2 separate regions of the Homo sapiens genome follow, and region 1 is linked to region 2. Evidence: chromatin loops called from intact Hi-C (ENCODE). Cell type or tissue: dorsolateral prefrontal cortex. All regions are shown on one strand. Each heading gives the region's core, and the rest is flanking DNA. Links, peaks and the distances in the headings are about the cores only.

Region 1 (16,128 bases), core at 3,576-11,575, 130 kb before region 2:
TTGAAATGACCTCTTTGAAATCTGGTTTCATGATTCAGCAAACATTTAGCTGACTTAATTGTAGAAGAGGAAAGTTCTTATATTACATTTGTTCCAATGATATTCAAGCAAACAAATATTAGCTTTAAGAGCAGCAAAAATGAAATGAATTTATTTCACACATTCCCATAGGAGGTGGAGACTCTGTCTCACACTTGATCTTCGCTAAAAGGCTGAGAAGCAATGTGAGACTGTGTCTCACTTCCTACTGAACACAATTTTTTCTACTCTCCAGGCTATTCCAAGCCTTTCATAGGCTCTCTGGGAGAAGCATCTGTCCATATGCCCAGACAGTAGGTCCCTCTAAAGAATTTTCAACTCTGCCAAGTTGAAAGACCCTGAGAATAAGACTTGCTCATAAATCAATAGGTTATTGAAAGCACACATGCTTTCTACACGTCTTTAAGTTTGGTTCAAATTAAAACCTTCCTAGAACGACATGAAAATCAGAGCTCATTCATTATGGTGTGTGACCTTGCTGAGTTCTTATTTTTAAATTCAGTAAAATACCATATGTGCCTGTCAACTTGGTGTATATGTGTGAAAACACTCATCCATTCCTGAAACAAGACCTTTTGGATAAAAAACAAAGATAACTTCTTTGAATAAAGCAAAGACTAAGGAGGAGAGTGAGTGGAGCTACAACTGTCTTCCATTCTATGGATACTGGCACAGATGCCAAGTTTATAGAAAATGTTAACTTATTTTAATGATCTACTATGACCAGGAAATAATTTTCCCCCTTTGACTCAACTTATCTTTAGCTACGTCAGGCCATTAAACACATCAGAAAGCAAATGAGCTTGGATTCTGTGAAAAAAAAAATCAATGGCATTAGAAAAATATGAAGACGCTTTTCTAGAATAAAACACACTAAACAGAACAAGCAAATGCAATCTTTGATTGGATCCTGCTTGTCTTAGTCCGTTTTTGCTGGTTAGTTTATAAATAATGGAAATTTACTTCTCATAGTTCTGGAGGTTGGGAAGTCCAAAACCAAGGCTTGTTCTCTGCTTCCGAGATAGCATCTCCTTGCTGTGTCCTCACATGACAGAAGGGCAATAAGAGACAAGCTCATTCCCGCAAGCCCTTTTTTAAAAGGCACCAATTCATAAGTGGGAGGGGAGTCCTTATGACCTAATCATCTCCTAAAGGCCTCACCTCTTAAGACAATTACATTGGAGAGTAAGTTTTACATGAGTTTTAGAGAAACACATTCAAACTGTGGCACTGGTTTTTACCAAACAACTGTAACTTTTCTGTGTGTTTGAAAATTTTCAAAGTAAATAGTGGAGGGGAAAAGCAAAAATATTCTAGCTCCATCTCTTTAAAAAATTACCTGGGATTATGGTTTGGAAGTAATACAGAGAGAGAAAAACTCTAAAACTTGTTCTATAAGAAGAAGGACTATAGCTCTGTACATTTTTGGTAAGATGTTTGGCACAATGCTTTATAGGAGCATAAAAATATTGTCCTAAGGGTTAAGATTTTAAATAGAGAAACTTATAGGGAAAGAGGATGCAGTTCCTGGTTATGAATCATGTCCATCAGCCTGACACTTTAATTACAACTTCTTTGGAGTTTATAGTATATTATCCTCATTAATCCCCAATTAGAGGTTTGAGTCATCAAAATAAATCTGCAGGACTTACACACACAGAGTTCATTATGGAGCAGCCTAGCTTCACGCTTCCAGGTGTATGACATATGACACCCTCTGTCCTTTCACTTCTGATGTGTCTCTAGTTCTTCCAAGCCAAAAGCAGAGCCCAGGATTAGAGCAACATATATTTAAGGGTGTGTTTTTGCAGATGTCAGTTGGGACTAGAAAACAAATGTAGGCATGCTTAAACGCTGAGACCAATGTGGAAACTTCACGAGGTGGGGGTAGGGGGAAGAAAATTTTTGGTGGGGCACGTTTAAGTTCACGTTAATGTATAACGCTATCAATTTTACTACCACTGAGTGGGTATATGAAGGGGATGCTTGCGTGTCTGTGTGTATGTGTGTGTGGTAAAGGAGGGTGTGTGTGTGGCGGGGGGTATTTTCACAAAATGACATGGAAACCTGACTGCAGTTCTTTTGGGAAGAGGACTTGGAGGTGTCTTGGGGGTGGGGAAAAGATGGAAGACTGGGATTTCTTCTGGACTTCAGGGAAGAAGGATGAAACCAAAGGGAAACAATCCAAGGCAGATTAATGAATTTAGTCTAATATTTGTGAATTCAAAGTAGATTCTAATCAGCCCATCTCCTCCCTCTTCTGTTTGCAGAACTGGCACTAAAGAGGATTCCCCAAGCTGCTTCATCACTCCCTGCCATTCGCTGTCCCAGGAAATTCTCCTGACTCGCCCCGGAATCCGTGTTCGACTCTTCTCTGGCTGAGCTGTTCATTGCCAGCCACCCTGAGACTCCCCACGCGGCAGGCATCGTCTCCTCCGGTCTCACAGCTACCCCGGGCTGGAGCGTGGGGAGGGGGTAAGGGAGCCAGCCAACTCGGGGAAACTTCGTTGCCAGAGATGACTGGGGTTTTCGGGCTTTCCCAGCCTTCCCATGCCGGGCCACACGGCATTCATTAAAGTGGTGGGGCAACTATTGGTGCGCTCCAGCCGGGCAGGTTTTGAGCTGCAGAGACCCGTGCCCGGTAGCAGCGCTTTGCCACCGAGTGCACCCAGGACGCAGTGGCCGCCAGCCCGGGTCTCCTGCTGGGGGCCGGCGAGTGCAGGGAGACTTTGCGCCACGATGTTTTGTTTTCCTGCCGCAGGAACGCTAGGCAGTCTCTTTCCACCAGACTTAACCCGCCTGAAGCAATAGCCATGGAAGTTGCGGCGGCACAGAGGGAGACAGAACCGCTTGGAGCGGCATCTTTCTTGGATGTTTTTTCTCTACACAGACTTCTTTCTTTCCTTGGGTAAGTGAAGTCCAGCTTGTAAATAACCAAAGGGTAGAACCGAAGGGGATGGAGGGGGATTGCAGTAGCCCAAAGGGCTAAGTTTTCTTGGGAGGGAGGTCTCCCTCCATCCCCACTCCATGCAGTCCACTCCAAATACGCAGTTGAGGAGGAGTTGTGTTTGATTTCAGACACGTTTTGGGAAACGGTACTGGGATTTATTTACCTAATTTTGGTGGATTTTTTTTTGGGGGGGGGCGGGTAACTTGCTTTTGTCTACATTCTGAGAAAGGAGAATGAAAGTGGAGGTGAGAGAAAGCTCCAGAGGTTGGAGGTGGGGAAAAGAAAGGAGGGGGCGGCATCCAGTGATTAAGCAGAGAGATCATCCCAAGGGCCAATGACTAGTGCAAGTCTTCAAGGCAGACCAGGAGCACTAGACACTGATCCTGCTCCCTGCCCTAATAGAGTCTACCCCCACCTCCCCATCCCCAACCCTCCCCTTATAACCATCCTGCTGTTGCCATTCTGGGGAAGGTCATCACTACTCAGGGCCCCAAATAACTTTTAATGGGGACCTGCAACCTGTCTTGTACACAAGTGATGCTCAATAAATGTTTGTTGATTGGCCGAATGATGTTGCATCCTAAGGGTGCAGTTCCTGCCACAGGAATTTGCCTTGGACAGTGAACTAATTCCCCAATGCAGACCCCAGAACACAACCATAGGTCAGTTCATTTTGCAAAGGAGGAGGGCCTGGAGGCTTGGAAAATATCGTATTTAGACCTTCATTACCCAAACGAACCCATGGGACAGGTTCAGGGTCAGATTCATGGGTCCCGGGACTGGATGAGCTCACAAGGTTCTGGCATGGAGAGCATGGACCTTTGTGTCAACAAACTTGGGTTTGAATCCTCATATCGTGACCTTGGGAATGTTTCTTTATCTCTCTGAGCCTTGATCTTCTCATCTGTAAAAGGAGGCCAGTTACAGCTTCTGCAAAATGATCTAACAAAGATGAATGGAGAGGAAATATGAGATGGTGAGGGGGAATTCAGTAAATGTCAATCTTGCCTCCCCGTGCTCTGAGGACTCAGGAGAGGGTGTCTTTCTCTGCTGAAGCCCCTCTCTGACTCTGATGCATGTAAAAAACATTGTATTGCAGTGACTGTGCTAGAGTCCAGCTGTCCGTGAACAGTTAAAGAGAAGAGCGCAGAGGGAGGTTCGAAAGCCTTTCTTAGAAGCATCTCCCTCTGGACTTGAGAACAGAATTTACATACACACTGGTGTCTCGGGGCATGGCTGGGAGAAGCAGAGATTCCTTGTTTGTTTGATTTCTATGTCTTAGCCATCCTCCCAGTCCTAGTAGAGAGAGGCAAAGTGTGGTTACAGAGTCCAGGGAAGATGGTTCTGAAGCACCCGGGAACCTGCCTAAAGGGCTGAAGAGTCAGAGTAGCACCATCAGATTGGTACCAGTTTTGCCTGAACGGGGTTTGCAGAGAATTCAGGGCTCCAGCCTGGGGTGCCTGTGACAGCCCAGTGACAAAGCACTCACCTTTCCCACAGACCACAGCGGACCTCTGTAGGTCTTGCTCTTGGACTCAGAAACCTTGATGTGATAGTGACGGATGGATGGTGAGAAAGATGCTGCTGACATAGGGCTCCCCAGAAGCCTCAAGGTGCCGTAGAGTAGCATGCAACTTAGAGATCAGCTGCTAGTGTGGGATTTTAGGACCCCAGCTGGCAGGCATAGGAATGAGCTGGGCAATTTCTATGCGTAAGTAAAGGCAACAACAATCTAACAGGACCTTATGGCACTAGATAGTAAGCCCCATGAAGGCAAGATCTCTGTCTTGTTCTCTGCCATATGGCCAGCACATAGCACAGTGATGGCACTTGGAAGGGGTTCAATATATATGTTGAATGAACAACAAATTTTAGTAACCTTATCTGGAAGCCAGAGTAGGGGTTTAAACTACTTCCTATCCAACACTGCAGCATGCAATTCATGTCTTCATTTAGCAAGTATTTCTTGAGCACCTACTACGTGTAAGGCTCCGTTGCGAGGCATCCGAAGCAATTTGTCAGCATCATTCATGTTGATACTCGGAGTGACCCGTTCAAGAGCACCTCAGCACCACCTGGCTTTTCTGAAGACTGAGGCCCCACCACAAACCCCTGTGGGGCTTCAAGCAGGGGCAGTGAGAGGGCGTTAGACGAATGCTCCAGGTTTAGCCCCTTTCCGGGAACAGGTCTGGGTCCCTTCGCATCTGCCCTGCTGGTCCCAGGATCCCGGGGCCGCCGCTTCCGGGAGCTGCCGGGTCTTGGCAACTCCGCTTTCCTCCGGGGGCCCCCGTGCCTCTCTCAAGCCTCCTTTCCAGCCAACGACCAGCGGCCCCAGTCCGGCTGCAGGTAGCTGGGGAAGGGACCAAGCTGTGCCTTGGGAGCGAGCTTCCCCGGGCGGGGAGAGCGCAGCAGATGCGGAGCGGTCCCAGAACAAAAGGCTCATGGCTGGCACGGGCCTCCTTGGAGTGCGGCGGGGACGTGGGTTCGGGACTCAGGCGAGAGAGCCAGACGCGGGAGGAAAAAAAATGAAGTGAGAAAAGAGAAGGAGGGAGAGCTCAGGGTGAGAGCGGTGAGAAGAGGTGACCCGGAGGCCGAGGTCTGCGGCGGAGCCGCAGCGGCCCTTCCTCCGCCTCCTGCAGCGCCTTCCAGGCAACCAAGCGTGTCTCCGGCTGCAACTCCAGCAAGCGCGCCGCTGCCGCCTCCACGCCCGCCCGCCGGCCGGCCGAGCCAGTAAGTAGCGGCGCGCCCACCGCTCGTTCCCCGCCCCTCCGCGGCTTCCCCGCCACCGCCCACCGCCTCCCGCCGCCCCGCGGGCAAGTCCGCGACCGCCTCCCGCTGCCCCGAGCCGGGTGCCGGGGGCTCAGCGCGCCTTCCCAGCTGGGAGCCTCGGTCCGCTGCTCGCCCTGCTCCCTCTTGCCGGGGCGCGGCGTCTGGGGCGCGCCGCGGGGAGGGTCGCCCTCGCCGCGCGCTGCCCGGGCGCCGCGCCACCCCTACATCCAATGGCTTTCGGGGAGCGGGAAGTGGGGGGCGTCGCCGGGGGCGAGGAGCCGCGGCCGGGGTGGGGCGTGTGCGCTCAGCGCGGCCGAGCGAGGCTGACGTGCCCGCCCAAGCGCGCGCCCGGGAGTGTGTGTGCGGGTGTGTGTGTGCGGGAGTGTGTGCGCACACGCCTTCGGGGGCTGGAGTGACACTGCAGTGGGCTTCTCCGTAGCCCCAGCCTTCAGGCTGCGCAGCCCCTAACCTGCCGGCACCGCTTTTGGGAAGCAGCTTGGCTCTTCCATCTCCCCAAGCCTTCCTCTCCATCCTTTCATCCACCCCTCGCCGATCTTACTTTTTCTTTTACCCACGGGGCCGCGGCCGGCCACCCCCTGGCCGGTGCAAACACCCAAGCCCTCTCCAGTTCTCCCCCAAGCTAATATTTTCCCACCTGTCTTTTTCTGGGGTTCCTCCACGAGCCAGTCCAAGGCTCCCCCATCCTCGGAAATTGTTTTGTTGGACTGCTAAACCGAGGCGTGTAAAGCTTGAGGACTTTATTATTATTTGGGTTCTTTTCATTTCTTCCCCTTCTGGGCAACGAAGCAATGAAATTTCCAATCGAGACGCCAAGAAAACAGGTGAACTGGGATCCTAAAGGTGGGTGTTTCCTACTTTTGGCTGCCCTCGCCCTGCCTCTGTCTCCGGCGTGTGCGCGCTTCCTTGAGTGGAAGCACTCTTGCTTCTGGCAGCGTGTGTCCTGAGGCTGGGAAATGCGCCTGGGAACTGCAGCGCGGGTGGGAGGAGGGCGGAGGCAGCGTGGGTTCCGAACCCAGATAGTGCCTGTCATTACCACATAATCATTGTCCCTCCTAGATTGTCTCCAGATCTATTTAGATAGACCAAGCCGACTGTTTGGTTTGAAATTGCAAGTGTCGGTATTTGCTTTTGACTTTGAGTGTGCGAGTGTGTGTGTGTGTGTGTGTGTGTGTGTGTGTCCTTTGTTTCTGGTGATCTTTGTCTCTCTGGCAGATGGGTGGGGTGCTTCCCCCTGGACCTGGAGCTGCGCCGCATGCCCGGGTGTCCTCAGTGGGAAAGGTTTCCTGGCAGCAAGTGGGGCTCGAGTTGCAGCAGCCGTCCCTAGGGGTGGGCCGTTCTCGCAGGGCATGCAGAATAATGGAGCCCACAGGGCCTCCTGAGTCTTCGTTCAATCTTATTACCAAACCTAGCAGCTAGTTAGGCTCAGGTCAGAGTAGAAGCAGGAGGAGGGGTGGTTTGTGAGAAGGGTGGGGCTGGCAAGGCATAGGGGAGGGGCACGAAGTGTGCCCGCCCAAGCAATGGTGTGGTTTGCATGCTTTTACGAATGTTGGACCAGGTTTCATCCACGCAAAAGGGAGGGATTAAGACGGATTTGTGTGTGCCTAGCGTCGGCCACCGTGTCTGTAATTAGCATACAGATGTTAAGGCTCCAAGGGAGTGATCAGTATGAGAGCAGAACAAGTTGGAACCGCGTGTCCAGTTGTGACAAGAATGCTCTTTAGCATTTCTTGTAGCTCATCTGACGACTGTGTCAGGCTAGGCAACGCCTCTGTGTGTATTGGAATTGAAATTTGTTTATTTGGGGTGCGTGTGTGTTTAATGTTCTTTATGAGCGCATTTCTTCTTTTTCTCCAGACTGGAAAGAAGAAACCATCTTATTTGTTGAGTAAATGTCTTAGGAATTGACTGGCTATTGAAGAGTGAGTGAAGAGATACTGCCTTTTTAAAACACTGAGGCTGTTACATCTTAAATACAGCCCAAACCTTCTATTTTGTCTCTACTTGAAATCTCTGGAAATATGGAGGTGTGCCTTTGCTTTTTTGGGGGGAGAATCCCTGAAAAGCATATTTGTTAAATACCTATTACATGCTAAACACTGTCCTAAGCTCTGGAGATACAGTCAGAACAGGAAAGATAAAAGCTCTGACTTGGAGTTTACAGTGAGGGAGACAGACCTAAATCAATTCCATGGAGGAATGCATAATTCAAAGTTTATGTATGCTCCAGGGAGAGCATCAGAGGTTTAAGAAAGTGTCTGATAGAAGAGATTGACAAGGACCAGAGAAGGCTTCCCTGAGGACATGACACTTGGACTTAGGCCTGGAGGATGTATAGGAGTTAATTGTCTAAGGAGGAGGGGAATTGTTGCAGAAGAGGGAACAGCAAGTGCAAAGGGCCTGAGGCAGAAGAGGTATGTGTATATGATGAACTGAAAGGAGGTTCCCATGGCTATGGCAGAGTGAGTGAAGAGGTATTGCCTTTTTTAAACACCCAGGCTGTTATACTGTAAATACAGCACAAACCTTTCATTTTGTCTCTATTTGAAACCTCTGGAAATACGGAAGTATGCCTTGGCTTTCTTTTGGGAAATCCCTGAAAAATGTATTTATCCCTAGCAGAGAGCAAGAGGGCTTGTGTTTTGAGATATGACTGGGGGATCCACAGGCGAGACGCCCCCCTCCAAGCCCTGTGTTGTTGGAGGTGGGGTAGCATTGTGGGGTTGGAAGAGTATAGTATTTATCTAAAGCCAATGAAGAGTTTCAAGACGAGGAGTGACATGATTTGAGCTAAGTTTCAAAACAAGTGCTGTGTGGCTCTTGTGGATGTAGGGGACCAGATACAATGGTAGCATGGGCCAGGGTGGTTGCTGTGGGCATGGAGAAGCGGACGGAGTAGAGAGCTGTAGAGGACGTGAAATCAACAGGCTTTGCATGAATAATGTGTGGAAGTGAAGTGAAGGAATTGGAATGACTGAGATGGCAGCCAGGGCAGGACCAGTCTTGAAGGAAAGCTCATGAGTTCAATCTAGGACTTGTTGAGTAGGACATGTCCCCAAGCCATCCAAGGGGTGTGTTAGGTGGGCAGCTGTCTAAGTGCTGGGGTCAGGATCTTCAAGGAACAGAGGGAGTACCGTGAGACTGATTTTGTGAAGCTGGCTTTGTGTTTTAAGGTACATTTCTGTGTGATCATCATTCTATATATTCATGTTACAGTGATGAACACAGACAAATTTTACACATTTTACAGCCTGACACAGTGAAGAAAAGCATACAAATAGCACCTTCAGTTACAACCAGTGGTGCTAAAAATGAAAAAAACCTCAATAAAAATAACAACATTTAATGAGCAACCATTGCATGCCAGGTGCTTTATGTACATTGTTTCATACAATTATTTTCACAATACTTATCTGATGGTATAAGTGTTATAGTTCCATTTGGCACTTGATTGCCATCATGACACCACTAATCTGCCTTCCAGTGGAGTTGCTCTGACTTTGTGCACAGTTATTCCCAAAGGTAGGGGTGACAGTAGTCTTTTTCTAGCCAGGGGATGGAGGAGGGAAGAGAGTGAGGAGTGAGGTGGCATATCTCTTATCTGTATAGAATTATGTGCTAGGTGCTCTTCTAATGTTTTACATGTGTTAATTTAATCTTCACAAACATTTTAGGAGAAAGGTATTATCCTAATTTTACAGATGAGTTAACTGAGGAACAGAGAGTTTGAGTAACTTGCCCAAGGTTGCACAGCTAGTAGGACAAGATTAGAATCTGGGCTCTTAAACACTCTTCAAGTCTGTGTTTCTTATTGGGACTTTTGGCTTTTGCCTGGTAAGGTTCCCAAAGCTCAGGAAGTGGAGAAGCTTGTTGCGAGGAGGAAAAGGAGAAGAGAGAGGATGAAGAGGAAAAGGGAATGGAATAGGAGGAGGATAAAAGAGAGGAAGAGAGAGGAGGAAGGAGAAGAGGAGACAGTGGCTCAAGCTTACCCTACTTGTTCCTTTCTCTACTAACCTATTCAGACAATAATCTTTTCATTTCCATGTCTGATGGGCAAGTCAGTGACTACTGGACAGAGTTTGGGTCTCTGTTTTGGAGGTTCTGGATTACACAGACCAAATGTGTTTAGCAGGGAAAAGATGAAGGGGAGCCCAGCAGTATTAGGGGAAAGTGGAGAGACAGTTCACATTACTTGGACTGTAGGATATGTCTATCAACAGACATGACCCTTCAGGCGGAGGTGCTCTCATGGGTTCTGGAAGGCAGTTGTAATTATAATGTTTTTCTTACAGCCTTATTACCCTACAATTTAATAGCAAAAAATGAAGGTGGTTTGAGAATAGATTGGTTTGGATAGCATTTGGGTGGATTAAGCAAAGCATTGTCAAGAGGTGTAGGTAAAAACAAGACCCAAATATAAAATGGTTCATCTCTGGTGAGCTATGGCCTTCCTTCATATTCATGGAACAGAGACTTCTATGAAGAGCGTTACTGTTTGTGTAGGACCTACCACAAGTAGATTGGTTCTAAGTCTTAGCTTTCATAGCAGAATTTACGTGCACTTTAAATCATCAGCATCATTTGTTGATGATTTTCTGCTTAAAATTGGTATTTACTTGCTGCTTATGTGTATTAAGATCTTTTTAAAACCAGTGAGATCTGCAAATAGTATTCCTCTCACTAGAGGCAAGCAGATGAATACAGTGTAAAAAAACTTTGGATTTGGGGGCAAAATAATTAGGTTCTAAAAGCAGCTGTAGCAATACTTAGTGGTATGACTTTGGGCTGCTCATTTAGCTTTTCTGGGTTTCGCTTCCCTTCCATGGAGAAAGGAGTCATTGCCTTTGTCTACCTCTCTGACTTTGTCTCTTCAACTTTCCCCATCTTGATCTGATCTTGGGGCCAGTTGGCTTCCTTTCATTCCTCAAATAGATCACACTTGCATCTGTCTGAGGGCCTTTGCGCTTGGAATTCCCACTGCTTATAATGCATTTCACGTAGTTGGCTCCTTTCTGTCATTTGAATCTCAGCTCAGATGTCCTCTTGTTAGCAAGGGATTCCCTGTCTTATCTGAAAGACCTCTCCTCCTGTTCCCCAGCACCATCATTTTCTCTTGTGTCACCTATTCGATTGTCTTACTGGCACTTGTCATGATTTGAAACCATCTCACTTACTCATGGGTGACATTTGATGCCAGCCTCCTTTACTAGCATATGAGGTGCATGAGCAGGGACTTTCTCTGTCTTGTTTATTGCCATAACCCCAGTGCCCTGGAAAGTGCCTGGCACTCAATAACCCTTTGCTGAATGAATGGAAGGTTGGCAGGATGGACTGGAGAGGACTGAAGGCTTTATGCCTCATGGAAATTGCAGGACGCCTCTCAGCTATAAATGGCAAAGTACAAATAAGGAGAAAGGAAGAATATCCCCAAATAGTGGCATATCAGAAAGGACGCTGATATTCCCACTTCCTTGCAAGCTCCAGCTCGCTCTAAACCTCCAGTGCGCTGTTTTCCTTCTTTTCTCGTCTTTGACCCGAAGTAAGAAGGCTGAATAGAAGTGCAGTGAGGGTGGATGGGTGGACTGATCTAGCCTGCTGAAGATATGGTCAGTGTCCAATAAATAATTTGGCTCATATTAGCTATTGGAGTGTGGCTATTTTTAGGCACTTTAATCCACTTAAGAAAGAAGCAAAGCTCTAGGAGTGGAGGTGGATTTTTTTTTAAATGCTACACTTTTAGTGCACACTTTAATGCAAAATTCTGGAGAAGCCCATACCTTATGTGCATAGCACCTTTCAGTTTACAGAACACTTTTTAGGAATGATCTCATTTGTACTTTAAAAAACCCTATTTTTGTAGGGATTAGAGTCTTAGATTTACTGACAAATAAAGCAAGATGTAGAAAGGATAAATGATTTATGTGGGAGCCCAAAGCAACAAACAGGCAGAGCTGGGGCTACCCTAGGCCTTTTGATGCTTACGTCCATGACAGTTTCCTTCAAGCTTTCCTTCCTCCCAGCGACTTTGTTCATTCCACACTCTCCTGCTCTTTGTTACCCAAAAGTGTGTTCAAAGGTTTCTCTGAGAGATTTAGAGGAAGCAGTCTCCCTGTTGATCAGTGAATCTTTAGTTGATGGCTATTTTCAGCAGGTTGTGCTTATTGTACAGGTCTACACTTTCATTCTATGAGCTCAGGTGAAGACCCTTAGATCTTCCTTCTGCTGTACTGGCTAAAAGAAGATTTTGGTCTTTTGTGAATGGGGGCCATTTTCAACTTGCTAGGTTGCTTAAGTGCTAGCTTTATTAACGTGTTTCCAAACACACATTTGCGGAGCTTAGATTTCCTGGAAAGAAAATAATCTATTTTTGATTTAATATCCAATTTTCAGGAGATCAGTGTTCCAAATGGGATTTAAAATGTGCCAAAATCACCACAATTATCCTCAAAAGTACCAAGGAACAGTGTTCCAAAGACTGTCTTGGCCAAGATTTGGTTCAGGCTTCTTTTCCAGCAGTGTCTAAGGAGCTTCACCATCCTTTTTGCTAATCCCAGTGATCACTGGGTTGAATTAAGACTGAGCAGGTTGACTTTGCTGTTCCACACCATTTCCAAAACATCTGTACTTTGGCTCCATATGAACCCCACCTTAAATCTGATGCATTTAAAAAATATAATATAGTCTTTCCCCTCATTAGGAAACTTCAACCACAACTGAGATATGGTGTGAAGTATATTTAATATAGGCACAGTGAGCTAGTGATTTCCTTTTGACTTTTAGTCTACAGGAAATTAGAGGAAGAGTTTAATGATAAAATGGAAAGAAGCCATTCTACTGATAGCCAGTTAGGAAGTTTCAGTTTGGACAGCTCCCTTGGCTGATGCAGAAAGGTGGATAAAAATGACAATCTTTTTCAGTACTCTGATTCTTATAAAGGGCACCTACTGGATGATCCAGATGAGGTTAGAGTGAGTTAGGGGCTTAGCTCTGCATGGCATGTTTACAGAATCTACCTAACCATGGCACTAGGAGTGTGGTCACCCTGTTGGTTCCACCCACCTGGGTGATTTCTCTCCATAAGAATCATGGAGGTCAAAGGGACCTTCCACTTCTGGGGTCTGGTCCTAGGGGTACTCTCAGCGGAGACTTTACAGTTTATCTATGTCTGGCTCATTACCATCACCTACAATGGGGAAATAAAGACCTCATATTTACTTGCTAGAACATCTATTTGTCATTTGCAGCCACAGTTTAAGAGTTTTTTTTTTCTCCCTGTGAGTGTCTAGGACTGAGTACTCTGAATTGAAAATGAAACCTGACTTCCTAATCCTCCATTTAGGGTTGAAGGGAGGGAGTAAGGGTCATAATCACTGGCAGGGGAGGGCACGGTCATGAGGGAGCATTGCATTCTTTTCCTTTGCCATTCCCAGAGCCAGGGAGATGGGGAGGGGTGGGCATTGGAGGTAGTGGGGATGAGGCTGGGAGATGGATGGGATTTCAGGAGATTTTAGGTTTTGTATTACCAATAACTGCTAGTCTCATCACTTACCCTTTCCATGGAAGTAACTTTGAAGCAGAGTGGAATGGTGGGGAAACAAGATTAGAAAGGAAAACATAGGATTTACTGCCATACATAAGCCAGGTGATCACAGGGAACTTTTCCTTCATTCCTCCCGTCCTTCTTTTCTTCATTCCCTTGTTCCCTCCCCACCGCCATCCCCCCAAATCCTGCAGAGTCTTGATCTCAATTGCTCTCGCTTGTGCAAAGGGTCCTTTCTCCCTTACTCAACTACCCAGTGTGGTGGGGCTGGTGGTATTTACAGTTTAAAAAGAGTTGCTTGAATAGAAAATGAAAATTTGGTCGGGTGATGGAGAGCCTGGAAGTCACGGTAACCTTTGCAGACGCCTAAAACACCAATATTCATAATTTTGACATGCAAGCTAGCAACAATTTTACTACCAAGAAAATGAGTTTCTTATGTGCAAGCAGAACTCGAGATCCCCTAAATAATCACACACCAAATATTTAGCATGATAAAGATAAATAGTATAGCTTACTAAATTTAATGTGATATGAGCCTGACAGGCAGAATAGAGATGCTTGATATTAGGTGTGATAAAAGGTTTGACATCCAACATTCACTTACTTCGTCCTCTGAGACAAAAGTCAGGCACCAAGTGTTTAAGAAAAATTGATGGGAGGAAAAGCTTAGAGATGAATAAAGTCTATTTATTAATTTATATTTTCCTCTGAGAACTGGGGAGTGTTGTTACCCATGTTAACTGTGGACTAACCTGGGCCAGCTCCTGGATTCTACTGGCTAAGAATGTTGCTTTAGGCCAAAGGAATTTATCCCTCATGGTGGAATTTGAGGCCATATGGGAGGTGATTATGATAGATCTGTTTCGGCCTCTACATTCTTACAATAACCTGAAAGGAGATTAAATACATGTTATAGTCATTTAACCTAGACTCCAGGCAAAATGTCACCCTCTGTACAGTATAGGAGCTTAGGATAGGAGACCTGGTTTCTAGGGCTGGCGCTGCCACTCATTTAGAAAAGGAGGGAGTTGAGTTGTTGGTTGTTGAGATCCCTTCCTTCCCTGATAGTCTTAGATTGCCTGAGTCCTAATCCAAGCATGATTTACTAGAGGCTGATTTGGGAACATTGCTTCATTTTTCTGTGACTTGGTATCTTCATCTGCAAGATAGGGATAATTACAGCCATTACTTCTTTGGTTTGTTATGTGGATTACATAAAGTGATACATGCAAAGCTCTTAGAAGAATGCCGGATCATCATGAAGGCTCCATGAGTGGTACCTGCCTTGTGCTGTTCTCACAGTTGCAGGAGGCAGCCTGTGAAGTCAGGGTAGCCTCCAGCTCAGCCTCTTGGAAGCATCTGGTTCACTGTCTGGATCATCCAGGAAGTGGTCCATAGCAGAGCACAACCCTCCTGATACTCTGGAAGACTCTTAGTATTCTTAGTTCAGATTTAAACAACCTAGGCTGTCCTGGTTAACTCAGAGAAAAGACCAGTGAAAGAACATGGCTTGGAATCACAATATTTGAGTCTGAGTTAATGTACCCATTTTATTAGCAGTGTATCATAGTTGATTTCGGCTGCTTTAATAAAATTCCATAAACTAGATAGATTATAGACAACAGAAATTTATTTCTCACTGTTCTGGAGGCTGGGAGGTCCAAGATCAAGGCACTGGTAGATTTGGCATCTGGTGAGGGCCCACTTTTCAGCTCATAGATGGTGCCTTCTTGCTGTGTCCTTACACGGTAGAAAAAGTGATGGGTCTTTCTTGGGCTTCTTTGATAAGTGCACTAATCCTAATCATGAAGGCTCCATGCCCATGACCTAATTACCTTCCAAAGGCCCCATCTCCTAATAACATTACCTTTGGGGTTAGGATTTCAACATATGAATTCTGGGGGGACACATTCAGACCATAACACTGTGTGAACTTGGCCAAGTCACCTAACCTTTCCTAGCATTAGTTTTCTTTTGGGTAAAATAAAGATCACAATAACAACCACTTCACAGTTGCTGAGATGATCAAATGAGACAAATGTGAATAAACTTCATAAACTGTTAAATTCCAGACCAACATTTCCCAAAATGTGTTCTGTGAGACATAAGCTAGACTCATCAGATACTCTGAGAAGAAAAGTGGTGTCATGGTAAAGTCAGTTTGCAGGATGATACGTGCTCAGTCATTCCTAGAGAGTCATCATGCACGTTAGCATGTTACTGTATTATTGTGTAACAAATAACCCCAACATTTAGTGGCTTAAATCAATATAAACATTTATTATCTCATAAGTTCTGTGGATCAATAATTCAGGGATAGTTTAATTGGGTGGTCTGACTAGGAGTCTGTCATTGATTGTGGTCAGATGTTGTCCGGGCTGCTGTCATCTGATGGCTTGACTGGGGCAGGAGGATCTGTTTCCAAGCTGGTGTGCTCATGTGACTTGCAAATTGCTGCTGGTTGTTGGGGAGAGGGCTCATTTCCTGCCAATGTGGGCCTGTCCATGGGATGCTTATGTGTACTCATATGTGACATGGTGGCTGGCTTCCCCAAGAACAAGTGATTCAAGAGAGAACAAGGTGGAATTGGCAACACTTTTTATGACTTAACTTCAAAAATCACATATTGTTACCACCACCACGTTCTTTTCATTAGACGCCAGTCACTAAAGTTAGTCCACATCTGGGGAGTGGTGGGGGTGATCACATTCACGTTGGAAGGGAGACATGTCAAAGAATTTGAAGACATATTGAAAAATCACCGTAAGAATTTTTTCCTATCATTTATTGAATAGGCACCACGTGCTAG
Region 2 (16,128 bases), core at 4,430-12,429:
CCATAGGATGTACAGCACCAACAGTGAACCCTAATGTATACTATGGATTCTGGATGATATTGTCAGTATAGGCTCATCACTTGTAACCAGTGCACTACTCTGGCATGGGATGTTGATAGTGGGGAAGGCTGTGCATGTTTGGGGCGGGGGCTATATGGGAGATCTCTGTACCTTTCTCTTAATTTTGCTGTGAAGCAAAAATGGTTCTAAAAAAATCAAATCTTGAAAAAGGCACTGAAGTATAAAATGGAGCAGTATTGGGGCACCAATAAACCATCCAGTCTCTCCAGAACTGCAAACTAACTGCTACTACAGCAAGAGAGAGGGGTCAGCAACTACCTGCCTGCAGCGGGGGTAGGGGGGAGTTGGGGGAAATGGCGGGGGGTGGGGTCCCTGACAGTTTCCTCAGAAGTGGGTTGACGTATTCTGGAGGAGGAGGAGGAGGAGGCAGCATGAGGCAGCAGGCAGGATGCATTTCTTGAACTGGATCATGGCCAGGTCCTTACAGCTCTCCCACTGCCACCTTTGGCAAACATTCCTGGGATCCTGAAGGCTCAGACAAGGCCCATCCCTCTTATGTTACCATGGGGATTATCTCTTCCTCCTTTTCTCTTTTAGTTTTCCCTCCAAGGAAGGGTTGTCACTCCTTTTCCAAAAGGAAGAAGGACCAAGTGAATGATTTTCAAGGGCACAGTGCTGTTATTTCTCGAGGGAACCTCTGCCATGTTCTTGAGCATGTTGCTCGTTTTCTCCTTCCCTTCTCTTCTTAGCCCTCTCCCTCTCGCTCTCTCCTACCTCTCCCCCTTTTCCTTTTTCTTTCATCACAAAGACTACAAAGAGTATACATGGTCACTGTAGAGGCCTTGGAAAATGCAGGGGAGTGCAAAGAAGAAAGTAAAATCCTGTAAATATCCTTTGTCCAAAGAAATCCACCACTAACACGTTGATAATCGTACTTCTGAATCTTTTCTCTGCATCTACATTTGGCCCCAATGCCTGGTGCTCCACTGGCCCCACAGTACCCCTCCCACCTGCTACCTACCCTGTCCAAGTTTCCCTGCCCTCGGGTACTGGCAGGGGTTGTCACCGTGTCCTGGCCACAGCCTGTGCCTTCCCTGTGTTACTCCATCAGCTCCTTCTGGATTGCTGACCTCTGCTCTAACCACTGATCGTTCATGACAATTTTGCTACCCACCTTCTGCAGGTGACAGATCCTTCTGCCTCAGAAGGGGGAGTGCTACTGTCCTGCTGTCCTAGAGCTGAGGGAGACGGACACCACTCTCCCCGGTAACACTAGATTCTCAGGAATAGATACAACACCTTCCAAACTGCAGCTGACACCAGCTGTACATTGTAACAAGACTTTTAAGATTTAGGAATGTCAGAGAGATATTACCCACAGCAGTTACATCACATCTGCTTACAGTCTGGCTGTTCTTGGAGCCCAGAATTCCAGGCCTGTTCCAGGGTGTCCAATTGAGCTGTGTCCTTGACCTGCCTCGAGGCAGCTGAAGCCAGCTTGCCCTGACCTCCAGGAGTAGCTGTTGCAGGCAGGCAGCTTAGCTCAAAATGAGAGAAACTATGGCTAATTTAAACAAAAATGAAAATAATTTTAAAAAGGATATTGGATAGCTACCAAATCCTTGGGATGGTTGGAAACCCAAACTGGGAAGGTACCTTGTTAAAAACAATGACCAAATCACACCATGGAACTGGTCCCGGAGGAAGCCACTGCTGTGTCTGCCCGGGCATATACAGGGCGGTGGCCCCTGGATGCTGCTGCAAGAACCATCCTTGTGACTGCTCCTGGAGTGGGGCATACCAACATTGGTACCACCATCCCTGGAATGGCTTCCACAGGGTCCCTGTTTCTTTATATAACATCCAAGATATGTCTGCTCCTGCCTGCCACCCCACCTCCCATGGAAGCTCCCCGCTGATGCTTTCACTTCCATCTTGATCAAGGGCAAGGTTTACCTTCCATGCCCACCCCACTCAGGGTTCCAGTCCCTCACCCTCTGTCGGAGGACCTAGGAGGATCCAGGACTCTTGAGAGCTGGGCTGTGCACAGGTGGTGAATCACCAGCAGAAAGCTCTGCATCTAGTCTCTTCCTCTTGGCCTCCAGACTGGACGTTTTGCTTCCCACCACCCACCCCCCGCAACCGGAAGACTCTAGGAAGATCTCGTCCCTCCCACTGTACTTTTGCTCCAGGCTGAGTGGCCATTCCGCCTTCTCTCTGTCTGTGTTCCTAACCCGGTCTTGCCTACTGTCTGGAAGAGGAGAAAGTGGTTCTGTAAGTCTGCCTCTGAGAATCTCCACACCTCTTTTCAGAATGGTCTGGGGAGTGGCGGGTGCCAGTGAGACGAAAGAGGAGGACGGAGGACAGAGGACTCTTAGATGACTACTTCAAGGTTTAACCCTGTTACATCTGCATGGGTGTGGTTCAAAGTCTGAATTATGTCTTTATGGCTGGGAAAGCCTGGGTCACATGCTTGTCTCCTCATAGCAGGAGAGGCTGGGAAAGTCAGTAGGTGGTACATTGCAGCTTCTGTACTGGGAGGAGGTCTCTGTCTTTCACCAAACTAAAGAAGGATGTTCAAATTATTGGTGGGCAAAAAGAATGACAAGGATCCTCTGACGTGGACATGCCCTGTGATCACATTAGCTCTGTTTGGTCACAGCATGATAGTGGAGTGGCTTGGGCGACCTATGGCAGTATCATTGATAATCATTTACCATACACCACAGGCTGAGCGTCACCAGGGTTGATCCAATTCCATTTTCTAATCTTTCTCCTAACATGGGGTGAACATCAGGAGGCCTGGAGATCTTCTTTTGTTGCTTTTAGATTCTCAGTTTCTGGTCCTCTGAGAAGAACTGTTCAAACTGTTCATGCATATCTCTACTAAACACTTTGCAGGAGCAATGGAATCTAGAACTGCATTTTAAAGAGAATACTCTTGTAAAGGAAATAGTATCTACAGAGATGCAACCCTACCAAAGGGTAGGGCACTGTTGACTACTTTATCTTATGGAGCATGTGTCCCTGGAGTCACAGCCTTGGGATGCCTACATCTGCTTTCATTTGCATAGCTAAACAGCCCAGTCTCTTCATGAAAGGTAATAGTCTACTTTATTCATTACATTTAGCTCCATGAAAGAGTTTGCATATAACTTAATTGTTTTAAGAGGAAAAAATGTACCAATTAAAAGCCAGGACATTTATTATGCATGTTCAGCAATCAAAATAGGCTTCAGTGTAGCCTTCTATTTTTTTTTTTCTTTTTTGAGACGTAGTCTCACTCTGTTGCCCAGGATGGAGTGCAGTTACATGATCTCGGCTCACTGCAAGCTCTGCCTCCCGGGTTCAAGCGATTCCCCTGCCTCAGCCTCCCAAGTAGCTGGGATTACAGGTACCTGCCACCACACCTGGCTGATTTTTGTGTTTTTAGTAGAGACAGGGTTTCACCATATTGGCCAGGCTGGTCTCGAACTCCTGACCTCAAGTGATCCACCTACCTCTCGGCCTCCCAAAGTGCTGGGATTACAGGCGTGAGCCACTGTGCCTGGCCCAGTGTAGTCCTTCTAAGCAAATCCATTCTAATCAAATGAAGGAACAGTGCTCCTCTTTAATAATCATAAATAAGTGATAGATGAATAAGGAAATGAATCATGTATGCATTTATTTGTCCACAACACACAATTGGAGCTGGCATTTCCTGGAGGCATTTGTATAAAACTTAGATGAGATCACGTCCCCTAGGATGTCAAGGTACTTGCCCTGATTCTGCCATGAGGCCTCCAATGGAAACTTTGTCAGGAGTAGAAAACAGCCAATGTATGTGAAGTCCAAGTTCATTGGCACCTCCCTAGCCTCCTTGCAGGGTTGTTTCTCTCCATCACTAATCCCCTGTTTTGGATCATTTGCAACAACTCCCTTTACTACGAAGAGGGAATCTTGAGGTATGAGCAGTAAATATGGAGACTGTGGTAGGCAAACAGTTCCACAGTGTCATGAGGTCCCTTTTACACTCTCTCACTCTGTGGATTCTTTCCCCTTCACAACACGTCTGATTTATCACAAGCTGTGATTAATTATTTCCTTGCATGACTGTTTAATGCTTGTCTCAACTCCTACTAGCTCTGTGAGACTGGGGGCCATTTTGTTTTACTCACCGGTGAAGTTAGCTCAATATCTGACAGAGAGTAGGTACATGATAAATACTCATTGAAAAAAGGAATAGAAAAGTTATAGAGTTCAGCTATATTCATAGCTTGAAAAATATGCTAAAGGAATTTTCTCATTTGTAGGTGTTCCTGTCCAGTTCCCTTAGTGCAGGCCTTCCCAGTGTAGGGTTTATTTCTGCATGACTTTCTATAAAGCTGTATTTCCTTCTTATCTAACTTCTCGTTCCTAGTCTAACTAGAAAGTTCATGCATATCCCTTTCTCCCTTCTCTCCATTTTCTTTTTATCTCTGAAACAATTAGGTACACACGTAGCTGGGAAGCCTTCTTGTATGCCTCCAGAAAAATTCTAGATCCCTCAAACTATTGTTCTATCTCTTCTTTCTGTACCCCAATTTTTTTCTCAATTATGCTCTTAAATTATCCTTCTGAAAGATTTTCTAATTTTGTTTGCTTCTTGTTGCCTTTTTCTCTTCTAGTTCACACACCTTTCTCTGTAAGATTTCTTAATGCTTATTTTATTATTATTTATAGTTTTATGTGGACAAGCATCCCTAGATGCTTACATTAAAAGTATTTGTCTAAAAAAAGAAGGAAGGAAGGAAGGAAAGAAGAAAGGAAGGAAAGAAAGAAAGAGAGATAAATATGGAAAGAAAGAGAAAAAAAGGAAGAAAGGAAGAAAGAAAGGAAGAAGAAAGAAAGAAAAGAAGAAGAAAGAAAGAGAGAAAGAAAGAAGGAAAGAAGAGAAAGAAGGAAAGAAGAGAAAGAAAGAAAAAGAAAGAAAGAAAGAGAAAGAAAGAAAGAAACTGTCTATTGGGAAGGGCGTTGTTTACTGCTTATCCAGCAATACCCAGGTATTTGTATAGGTGTTGACCTAAATCTATCTGACCTTGAAGGCTGTCTTCAAATCTTCTAACAGGCAAGATAAATAAGGTCACAGAAAATGCATACCTGTTTGTCATTTACCTTTATTCCTGGGCCTATAGATAGTTCTTCTGTCTAGTAGCCTCTGGGCTACTCATGGGAGTGGGGATAGGGATCATATGACAACTTTCTTCTCTTTTACGTGTTCTGGGTACTCTTGGATACTGGTTCCAGGGAACAGCTGCATAGCTAAGAGATGGGTGGGAAGGACAAGAAAGAGTAAAGTGTTCCTAGAGGAGCCAGCGAGGCAAGGGGTGTTTTACTGACCTAGTCTGTTTTATGGCTACATGAGAACCCTAACACTGCTCTCCCCTTGCCCTGGCTGCTTTTCCAGGTTCTTGTCCTTCCCAGACAGCTCTAGCCAGGGCTCAGGGTTCCTTAATGGCTGTCCCAATCCACTCTTCTTTTAGCAGAGCACCCTTAGCAAGAAACCCACTGTAATCTCACCCTACTTTTCTGCTTTTACAACATGTCTTCCTTCCGGGTGAACATTCACAAGCTAAAGAAGGGAACTCACCTTCCCTTGAGGAGAGCTTGCTGAACACCAGAGGATTTCACCTCTTTCCCCCTTCATAATGGAATAATCACTGAGCTTTCTGCTAGAATAAAAAAATCATGGGCCGGGCACGGTGGCTCACGCCTGTAATCCCAGCACTTTGGCAGACCGAGGCGGGTGGATCACTTGAGGTCAGGAGTTCAAGACCAGCATGGCCAACATGGCGAAACCCCATCTCTACTAAAAATACAATCATTAGCTGGGCGTGGCGGTGCGCTCCTGTAATCTCAGCTACTCGGGAGGCTGAGGCAGGAGAATCGCTTGAACCTGGGAGGCGGAAGTTGCAGTGAGCTGAGTTTGCGCCACTGCACTCCAGCCTGGGCGACAAAGTGAGACTCTGCCTCAAAAAAATAAAATAAAATAAAATAAAATAAAATAAAATAAAATAAGACAAAGGAGATGATAAATTAAAGCCTAACATTACTATATTCCCTTTATACTGAAGAATATGGTTTATATCTGTGGAAAGATGAGTTTCCTAATACAACCTCAGAATTAGATAGGAGATCACAAGGGGTAACTCCCAAAAGGAAGGGGAGAGGAAGGGGCTGGGTTAACAGTTCCTGGGTCAGAATAAGAGTTGAGTGGCCATGTGTATTGCAGCAGGTGGAGCTCCCTATACAAGGAAAGCACTGGGGCGGAAAATGAGCATTTATCCTATTAGAATGGTCTTGTGCCTTCACTCCTGTGCACTGCTTAGCCAGGGAACTGTGCCCTTACACCTTGTTAGCCAGTGGAAGAAGAGTGAGTCTACCTTTTAGCTGTCTGTAGCATTGTTACTGTAGTATTATTGTATGCTTCTGTTTATGATGGTGGAGAGGCCATTTGAGATGGAGGCATTGTTCATCATGCTGCTGAAATTTGAGTAGGATAAATTTAGAATTTGGATAGGTGAGCAGCTGGGAGGGGCATCTTTTGGGATTGTCAGGAGTTACTCAGTTGATGTGGCTCATCAGCAGGTGTCCCATTCTCCTTACCTTTCCATGGGCTTTCTTTCATGCTTCAACCAAAGAGAAGGACCCTTCTTCAGTTAAGGATTTGTCTGGATGTTTTCTACATGTGGTGTGATCGCTTATGAGTTTTCCTGCCTCTGAGACCTACCTTCTGAATGCCTGACTGACAAAGATTTAAAGGTCGTCCATTACAGTTGGCATGCTTTTATATTCCACATGCCAGAGCTACAAGAATGTTATTATTTCCTTTCTTCTCTCCCAGGTGATATATTTGGTCACCTAGGTGTCATTAGGTACTAAGCTTTGCCTTCAATATCTACCAGGGTGGGGCACCATGGACAGTGCCACAAAGACCTTTTCAGACAAAGGCTCAGATCTTCCTGCTGGACTTTGTGTGCAAGAGGAAGGAACTTTTTCTTTTCTTTTTTCCCCTTCTCTCTCTCTCTCTCTCTCTCTCTCTCTCTCTCTCCCTTCCCTCCTTCCTTCCTTCTGTTTCTTCCTTCCTTCCCTCCCTCCTTCCCTCGAACTGCCATGTCCCTTGCAACTAGAATGGTCCCTGACATTTAAGGTTTTAAATAATTATGTGCAGAATGAATTAAATGCCAAATCTTGTGTTCCAATAGCGTATTATCTTCAAATGTTAACAGCAACCAGTTTTTTAGAATAGAAAACTTTTGAAAATTTTAATTAAAGTCTTCCTGCAGTGGAACAGTTGATTTTTTTTTTTTTTTTTTTTTTTTTTTTTTTTTTTTTTTTAGTCGGAGTCTCTCTCTGTTGCCCAGGCTGGAGTGCAGTGGTGCAATCTTGGCTCGCTGCAACCTCTGCCTCCCGGGTTCAAGTGATTCTCCCTGCCTCAGTCTCCTAAGTAGCTGGGATTACAGACATCTGCCACCATGCCCAGCTAATTTTTGTATTTTTTAGTAGAGTTGGGGTTTCCCCATGTTGGCCAGGCAGGTCTTGAACTCCTGACCTCAGCCTCCTGAAGAGCTGGGATTACAGGTGTGAGCCAGCATGCCTGGCCTGAGTTTTTATTATTTGTGAATTTTATTTTTTTCCATCCCAGATGCACCTATATTGGTAGTCTAGTGATAAAAACAATTTACCCATATATACCAACATCTTTTTCAAGAACTTTGCATAGTGAAACCAGCAAAGTACTGAACTGGCCAGTCTGTCATAGGTGTCTTGCAACATGACTCAGAGTCAGAAGCTGGATATAAACTTTTTTCTGTGTGTGTATATATGATCCATTTGTGTATTCGGCTTTTGAGTGGGACTTTTTCAGTAGGCTTCTTGAAGGTTCCACTTCACTATTCTCACTGATGTGTGCTTACAGCATCTCTGCCATGGAGATTTTAGGCAGAGAGTGTTTAAAAGCTCTACTCATAGTTTATAGAATTGCTAGTGCCACAAGGCCATTCATTGTGATGATGAAATTATTAGTTATAAGTGAACCTTCTAAAATAAATCTTGGAAGAAAACATGTTATAAGAAAATGAAGTCAGTCCTCTTACTAGGCAGTTCCCATCATCTTTCCATTTTGAGAAATTATCCTCAGTTCAGATGTATTACTATGGTGATGTGTTTGCATTTCAACAAACCAAACCAAGCCGTAAACTGAGCTCTGCATGTTTAGCTTCTGTCTTAGGATTTTTACCGCAGTGTCTTTATTCTTGAGTAAAATCCCCGACATCCTGGCTAGAAATCACAATGAATAAATAATTTCCCAGCCAGACAAAACAATCTGAATTGCTAATCTCAGAATTCTAAGAAATTACATAAAGATGCAAACAATGGGGATTAAAGAGGGGGTAAAAATTAAATGAAAAAATAGCCCACAAATGAATGGAAATATACATGCTCTCCAAAATAACATTGTGGAAGTAAACAAAAACAGACAGAGAATTATGCTTAATGAGAATTGGACATGTGGCTTAGCCCTCTGAGGCCTGAAACAAGTAAACACTTCCCGAATTGTCAGTCCATACATCCCTCTCTCAAAAGAGAGCTCTTAGAACTGGCTCCCTCTCCTCCTGTTTACGAAGCTTACTTGGTCTTTGGAACAATTGCACATATAATTTTAACAACTAAATGAACTCTACAGGAGATGGGTTTTGAGTACTTAAAAAATTCCTATAGTTTGTATCAATCAGATACGGGAGATAGTTTTGCAAAATACTGTTTGTGTAAAGAGAAGGGAAGAACATGCGCTCTAGTCTAACCAATCAACAAAGTGTGAAAACACGATTTAGACAGAAGTACAACGACCATCCTATCAGTTCTACCCAAATATCATATCAGACCATCTCTTCCCTGATAACAGTTTTGTTAGCCTAAGGACACATTAGCTCAGTTAGATCTGGGCTCTCACAGAGCTTTCTGCTAGCGGCTCTGCTTACTGGTAAGTAAGCCATGCAATTTTGCCTAGCAACCCCACCGTGGAAACACAGCTCCATTCTGTAAGTGGCAGGGGGATGTGGCAGGGAGGCAGGGAGAGTGAGGTTTGTGCCTCTCAGAATCCCTCTGCAGCTGGTTCCTGACATCGCAAACGTTATCTGCAATTCTTGGCAGTTTCGGAAGGATGATGAAAAATGGGACGGGGAGGTGGCTGAGCCTGGGGTTTTGGAAGTAGGATGGAATTAATTGGAAGGCAAATAAAAAAGCTTCCAAGATTGTGAGCTGCGACTGTCTGAGAGCTCAAACCAGAGTTGGCAAGAGGAACCAAAGGAGAATGAGGACATTTTTTGTCATTGACAATGAGGTATACAATATATCCAGGAAAGGACAACCAGCAGCGACCTCCTGAAGCTAAACAGAGATTATCTTAAGCCACATATGAGGGAACATTCCTCAATGGCAAAGAGAAGCATTAAATCTGGGACTGTCTACGTCTAAGGAAAAATTTGAGCATTTACATTAAAATGGCCTGTTAACAAGCATTGAATATTAACCAGGCACTGTGCTAAGTGTTTGCACACTTGTTTAATCTTCCAAACAATCCGATGAGGTGGGATTTCTTATCTCCATTTTATAGAGGAAAAAAACTAATGCACAGAGAGGTTGAGAAACTTGCCTAAGGTCACTCAGCTATTTAGCAGTGGGGTTGGGATGTGTCTCAGGCAGTCTTTCCCTAGACTCTGTGCTCTTAAACACTACTATGGTTTTTCAGCAGCAGTGAACAGTTACAGGGCTAATGGGGATAAGAAAACTGAAGATCACCACACGGCACATGAGATGGTTTGTGATTCCATTGTGAAAGCTGCAGTTTAAAATGTTCAATTAAGGCAACTTTTTTTTTTTTTAAATACCTAGAGGGCAGCAAAAACATGGGTATCTAGAATAACAGATATTGCTAAAACCTTACGCCCACAGCACTTCTTTTTATAGCAAAGTATGGGTATACACATATTTTCATACACCTACACACACATACACATGCAAGACGCGCATTTCTTAAGTCCCTAAAATACCCTGATAATTAAATGCTCCAAACATTCTCTGAGTGTGACCCTTGGATGTCTAGGAGAAGCAGCCCAGGAACACACTTGTTAGCCGGGGCAATGAGTAGTGGTGAAATGTTTACCTTGCTGATAAAGTCTCCAGTAGATGATGCAATTAAGATGCCACGATCTAGCCTTTGTTATACACCTCCTTGTCTGCCGTCAAACAAATCCACCGCTGTCCTTCCCCATCTTCCCTCCTGCCCATCTCCTGAAGTCCAGGAACGTCTCCAGCTTCCTACGTACTTGCAGTCCTCTTTTGCCAACCTCAACCTCATTTAGATTGCAATTACATTCACATCTTAATTTATGACTTAACAAGCATCTCACAAACATTTAATTCACTTTAACTTCACTATGCATTTGAGGAGGAATATTTGAGGAGGAATGGTACTCCCATTGCCAGCAATTAGATTGACTTAATGATCTATGGCGAAATCTCCTTTTGGGCTTTGAACTTTTCATACATTTCTGCAAACAAAACTAGGCTAATTAAAGTAAGTTCCTGGATTCTCAGAGGGGCTTACCTGCCTTCACAAAATCCTCCTGTAATATCCAACATGGAAATTTATGAAATAGACAAAACTTTCCCTGCAGTTTTCAGGTAATTTATCTTGTTACGACACTTTCATGTGTGGAAAAGTCGATATTTTCATATATAGTTTCAACAATATCAATAAATTGTAATTTTTTTTTCAGATGGCTTCTCTGAGGAGATTAGGAGGGTTTCTATATCAAAGCATAGATCAAATTATTTTTCCCTGTTCCCATTTTATATACCAGATGCCTTCTTAGGAGTTAGAAAAGTACCTCCTTTTTACAAGGAAGGATGGCATTTCTTTAGCTTTTCCTGGACAGATCACCCGGTGACCATTTTTTATTCTCAGTCTTCCTTCACAGAAGGGACAGAGGACTGCCCATTTTCAGCAGGAGTTAGTCTGATTTCTTCTGTTAGATGCAGACGACTTTGTTTGACAACTTTCTTTGGGTTGGTGAATTGTTGAATTACTTGAAAAGCTGTTTCCGTTGTTAAGCACTGGACTGAGAATTAATTACATCAGAATTCTAATCTCGGCTCATTAGTGGCATCATTTTATGCAAGTCCCTTAACCCCTCTTGGCTTCAGTTTTGCATGTGTAAAATGAAGTATATAAAGCAAAGGTCTCTCTGTGCTTGGTGCGATGAAGAGGATGCAGGTCTCATGGTACGGATTTCCTATATTGATTGCCCCAAATGTGGTGTACGTTTGCAGAAAATTCATCTAGGCAATGTAGAAAGGCCATACATTCTGGTGTTAAACACATCGTTCATATATTTATGCTAGTATATGATACCAGGGCCTCCTGATGACAGTCTCCAGCACCAATTCTGAGAATTGCGAGGATTTTTCAGCTTAGAGTTTTTCAGCTTAGAGTCAATTCCAGTGTCGCCTTCAGCACATCCAAAGAGAATATGACCGATGCTACCAGTCCTGCTCCTGGACTCCACTGGTATGATTCCTTTGCCCCAGTATCAGTCTAATTCCCATTCTAGATGCTTTTTTCTTAATGACCCAACAACTGACTCCTTCAGGAGCTGGCATGAGATGAGATTTGTTTGCAGAGATGTATAAAAATTTCAAAGCCCCAAAGGAGATTTCACCACAGATCATTAAGTCCATCTAATTGTCGTCCTACTACCCATTTAGACGGGGACCCTGTTATGCTAACTCCTATCCTGTCTCTTGTGAGTGATACAGTCAACACACATGATGATCACAGCACCAGCTCAGACAGGTGTGTTTTAAAACAAAAGTGTGTTATAAATGTACAGCCTCAGCAGGGAAAATGTGGGGGCGAAGAAACACACAAATACTTGGCTAGAGTCGGTCACAGGTGAAGATGGGGATGACTGTGTTTTCCGTTTCATCCAAACATTTTGGCCTGACTCAGATAATTTTTTTTCCAGCATATTCTGTTTGACACAAGGGAAACGGTGCAAATCCATCACCACCATTGTGGAAAGAGCTCCAAACTCATTCTCACGAATGGTGGATCAGTAATACTACATGACAAATGGTAGCATTTTTGGGAAACCATTATATTTGCACCAGTGAGAAGTCAGAATCAGCATTTGGGCTGCAGTCATGGAACCATGCAAGAAACATTCAAAGCATTGGCTAAGCAGGATTTTTTTGTTTGTTTGACCTGGTGTCCACGAACAGGCTTCAGGGAGCCTGAGAACCTCCTAGACCACTTGAAAAATTCTGAATGCACTTTTCTAGGAAAGAGTTCACAGCGTTCATCAAATTTCCTCCAAGCAGCCAATGACCAGAGAAAGGTTAAAAGTCACTGACACAGTACCGTTTTCTGTGCATCTATATCCTGAATCCAGGGTGATGCCGCTGACTTGCCTATCTTTCTCCTTTGCTCTTCCTAGAAAAAGCAAGTGAGTCAGACCAAGATCCGGGTCATCTCAACCATCCTGTTCATCTTGGCCGGCTGCATTGTGTTTGTGACGATCCCTGCTGTCATCTTTAAGTACATCGAGGGCTGGACGGCCTTGGAGTCCATTTACTTTGTGGTGGTCACTCTGACCACGGTGGGCTTTGGTGATTTTGTGGCAGGTAAGCACCCTGGGCAGGCCAGGCACTGGGGCTCTGGCGGGAAAAATAATCTGTTGGCTGTGCTTTTCGCAATCGATAAAAGATGTTGCGGGAGAAGCAAATGAAGATGACTCAGTGTCACTACTGCTGTGAAGAGGCTCATTTCAAATCCCTAGTCCTATGTAATATAAATACCATAGGTTTTTTTCTGCTATGAAAAGAAAGCCAACCCTTTCCTTCTCAGGATGCTTATTTCCCTTATCGTCACACAAATTATGCAAGACTAAAGTGAATTTCTCATTAAATCTTGAACTTCTGAATTGAATTAAACCTCTCTAATCCAATGATAAAGGCTGTGTTAGGAAGTGGCACATAGGAAACTCAGATGAGATTAGCATAGAATTTGGTCTGCAGTGACCTGCAGGTTCAGCTTCCTGACTCCCAGGTGAGAGCCATTGTCTCTGCAAACGTTGTCCTGCACATGCCCAGATACAAAGCTGAGGACTTTGGTGACTATGGGGAGCTGAGAACTGCCCAGAGGGAATATAAGCTCATGGATTATGCAGGAGTGTATATACAAGCAATAGCCTTCCTTGTAAAAATAAATGTGGATGAGCTATGTTTAAGGAAGTGAAAAAAAAATCATCAATTTCATCTAGGGCCAGGGAAATTGCAAATGAAATGAGATTTAGTTTCATATGTGCACCAGTTTCCCAAAAGTGTGGTAGAAAGGTACGGATAGAAGGAAGAGGCCATCCTTCTCTTTTTCTAATAGGATAGTTCTAGATGTTCAGACAAGTGATCAGTTTCTACTACAAGAAGTGAACACTTTGATCAAACAACTCTATCATCTGTCACAAGTTTGAAATGTCTGGATGGAGTGTGTGTGTGTGTGTGTGTGTGTTTCCTTTACCAGTTCCTGGTGAAGTGGCAGCCTGACCTGAGCCCTAAGCAGACTGTTTTTTTTTGTTTTTGTTTTTGTTTTTGTTTTTTTTGAACAGGGTCTCCCTCTGTTGCCCAGGCTGGAGTGCAGTGGTGTGATCATGGCTCACTGCAGCCTCGGACCTCTGGGGCTCAAGTGATCATCCCACCTCAGCCTCCTGAGTAGCTGGGACTACAGACGTGTGCCACCATGCCTGGCTATTTTTTATTTTCATTTTTTGTATTTTTCGTAGAGATGGGATTTAGCCATGTTGCCCAAGCTGGTCTTGATCTGTTGGGCTCATGTGATCGGCCTGCCAAAGTGCTGGGATTACAGGTGTGAGCCACTGCACCTGGCCAGACTGTTCTTGTTTGGCGTGTGATCCCAGCAGTGTCTTGATTTCTCCATGGAATACTGTGCACATCAGGAGGATGGGTTCTGGTCTCTGGGAGTCTGGCAAACAGGAAATTCTGGAAGAGATTGCTGAAGGCTCATCAATAGGGGCATGCGTGCCTCCCTGTTAATTTTATAATACAAATAACTGGCAGAGTGGTTTTGTAGCTCTTCCAATTGGGCAGACAAAGACTGAATTCCACTTTGTAGAAATAATAGGGTTTTTTTTCCCCTTCCTTTTTATTGGTTAAGGACTAAGAATTGCAAAGTGACTAAATTTAGTTTTTTTTAGCTTTTAACTAAAAATTGATTTTTAGTCAGTGTGACTAAAAATCATTTACAGAAAGCCTGTAGCCTGGGACTCTACCCATTTTCCCCTTACGCACAGTGCTCAACCATGGATGTCTAGTTAGTGGCCTCAAGCTCCGAAGAGAGACTGTACAGAGAAACTGAGAAAAGTAAGAGGAACAGTTATAGATGTATTCCAGTTAATCCCTTGGCATCATCCGTAGCCGGTCCGTGGGAAAACTCAGTGGTGTTTCCAATCTAAGGCAAACACATGTAGTGGCAGCTGGAATTTTGAACTATTTCACAAACATCTTTAAGTATCCAAAGCATAACCTGCAGTGGGTGGTGATTTAGAGCTCTCTGGGATAGCACTGGGCTGTCCTGAGGACTGTCTATTATAAGATACCTGTGACAGACACAGATCTCTAACCAATGGCTCAGTTCAGTCTGTTAATCTGAGGCACAAATAGCAGAGGCCTGGGAGTGAGATTTTTTAAGTGATGCTTTTATTATTTGTTATCTACCATGGACTGAGCACTTAGTACAAACTAGTACTTTACCTTATCTTTACTTACCTAGTAAGGGCACAACCTACACAGTCCCAGGCATCCACAGTTTTACTGCCCTTGTCAGTGATTACAGAGCCATATTTCCTTTGTCCTGAGGTTTCTGTAGACCACGGTCTCTTAAAAGTCACAGTGCTGACTGCAGTTAGGCCAGACCCCTTCCAAGCTCCAGTTTTCCGAGCTTACACAGACCAATCTGGAGAATGCATGCCTGAAAAGACTGGAAGTTTATCTCTATCTTTTGGTAACAGTCTGCGAGTGATAGGGAAGGTTGCCCAATCATTGGAAAACGATACATTAACAAGAGTTGATGGTTGCTGTGATTCGACATAGTATGAACTCTACTAGAAATGTAATCAGATCATTGATCCTGCAGGATTGATTGCTGATTTATTTTGCAGCTGACTCACTTTAGGACAGCCTTACAATATTTCGCAACTCTGTCTGGGAGCACACACAGAACTCCGAATCCAGATAAGCAGCTCATAAAGGGATACTTAGAAGGGTGTTGACTGCCTGCTTCATTGTTCCTTGTTCACTAGCGCACCCTAGTGACCATCTTTGCTGGGTAATAGTGACTTGCAAAGGTAAATATTTACTCCCAGATAGCCCACAGGAGAAAGCTACAGATTTCTCTGGCGTAGCACAGAAACGAAATGAACCTCAAAAACCACTTACTGGTGCGGGAACTCAGATCGTATCCTACAGCTCTAATGATGCAGGAGAGAGTTGTCTGAAAGGAAAAACCAAAAGCAGCTGCACCAAACCGAAGGGGGCTTGGCACAGAGAAGTTGGAATTCTAACGTTAAGAAGTGGCAGCAGCTGTCGAGCCTCATGGTCTGCTGCGCTGTGTTGCTGATTGGGTTTGAGCTTGTCGAGAGGAGCCACAGGTCACATTTCTTGCCCAGCTGCCTTTGCCGTAAGACTCAGTGGCGCTAGATGTGGTTACAACCTTGGTCTGGTGGGAAAGTCTGTAATCACTCATCACCTAATACGATAGTTACCAATCCATTGCTAGTATCTGTCATCTTAGAAATGGCCACTGCCTGCTTCCTTAGGCAATAGCGTTTCCCAGAGAGAGATTGAGGCTGATGTCCGTTATTTCCAGGAGCTTCCTCACTTCTTTAGGACGGTGGGTTGGGCTTGCAACCTGTTTTGCATGGCTGCCTCCAGCAGTGTCTGTAGGAAGGTTAGAATAAATAGGCTAATTATTCAGAATAAATGACTGGTCCTTTCAATGGAACAGCCAGTCAA

The links. Peaks named below come from ENCODE experiments on the same cell type or tissue, not always from the same donor. Only the 100,000 strongest peaks of a DNase experiment are listed, where the experiment ranks them.
Region 1: a loop joins it to region 2, with 7 times the contacts of the local background. A loop is called at or near these places in 3 of 110 quality-filtered maps.

What each region holds. Positions count from the first base shown.
Region 1 is chr14:88,313,238-88,329,365 of GRCh38, reverse strand. KCNK10 (potassium two pore domain channel subfamily K member 10) reads left to right here and starts at 6,097. Exons shown (of 7, transcript NM_138317.3): 1 at 6,097-6,619. The coding sequence starts at 6,568. RefSeq lists enhancers at 2,640-3,154, 5,460-5,519, 6,092-6,751 and a silencer at 5,570-5,809. In dorsolateral prefrontal cortex, for the core only: no CTCF peak of the experiment used is centred there; DNase peaks (open chromatin) are centred at 5,695, 6,073, 6,724 and 7,310; H3K4me3 peaks cover 4,101 bases; H3K27ac peaks cover 6,080 bases; H3K27me3 peaks cover 2,376 bases.
Region 2 is chr14:88,188,822-88,204,949 of GRCh38, reverse strand. It overlaps KCNK10 (potassium two pore domain channel subfamily K member 10), which reads left to right. Exons shown (of 7, transcript NM_138317.3): 5 at 12,540-12,726. Among named protein-coding and RNA genes, the nearest start is that of KCNK10-AS1, 36 kb to the right of the region's middle. RefSeq lists silencers at 8,911-9,205, 15,355-15,434 and enhancers at 14,465-14,634, 15,535-15,674. In dorsolateral prefrontal cortex, for the core only: no CTCF peak of the experiment used is centred there; a DNase peak (open chromatin) is centred at 9,059; H3K4me3 peaks cover 983 bases; H3K27ac peaks cover 548 bases.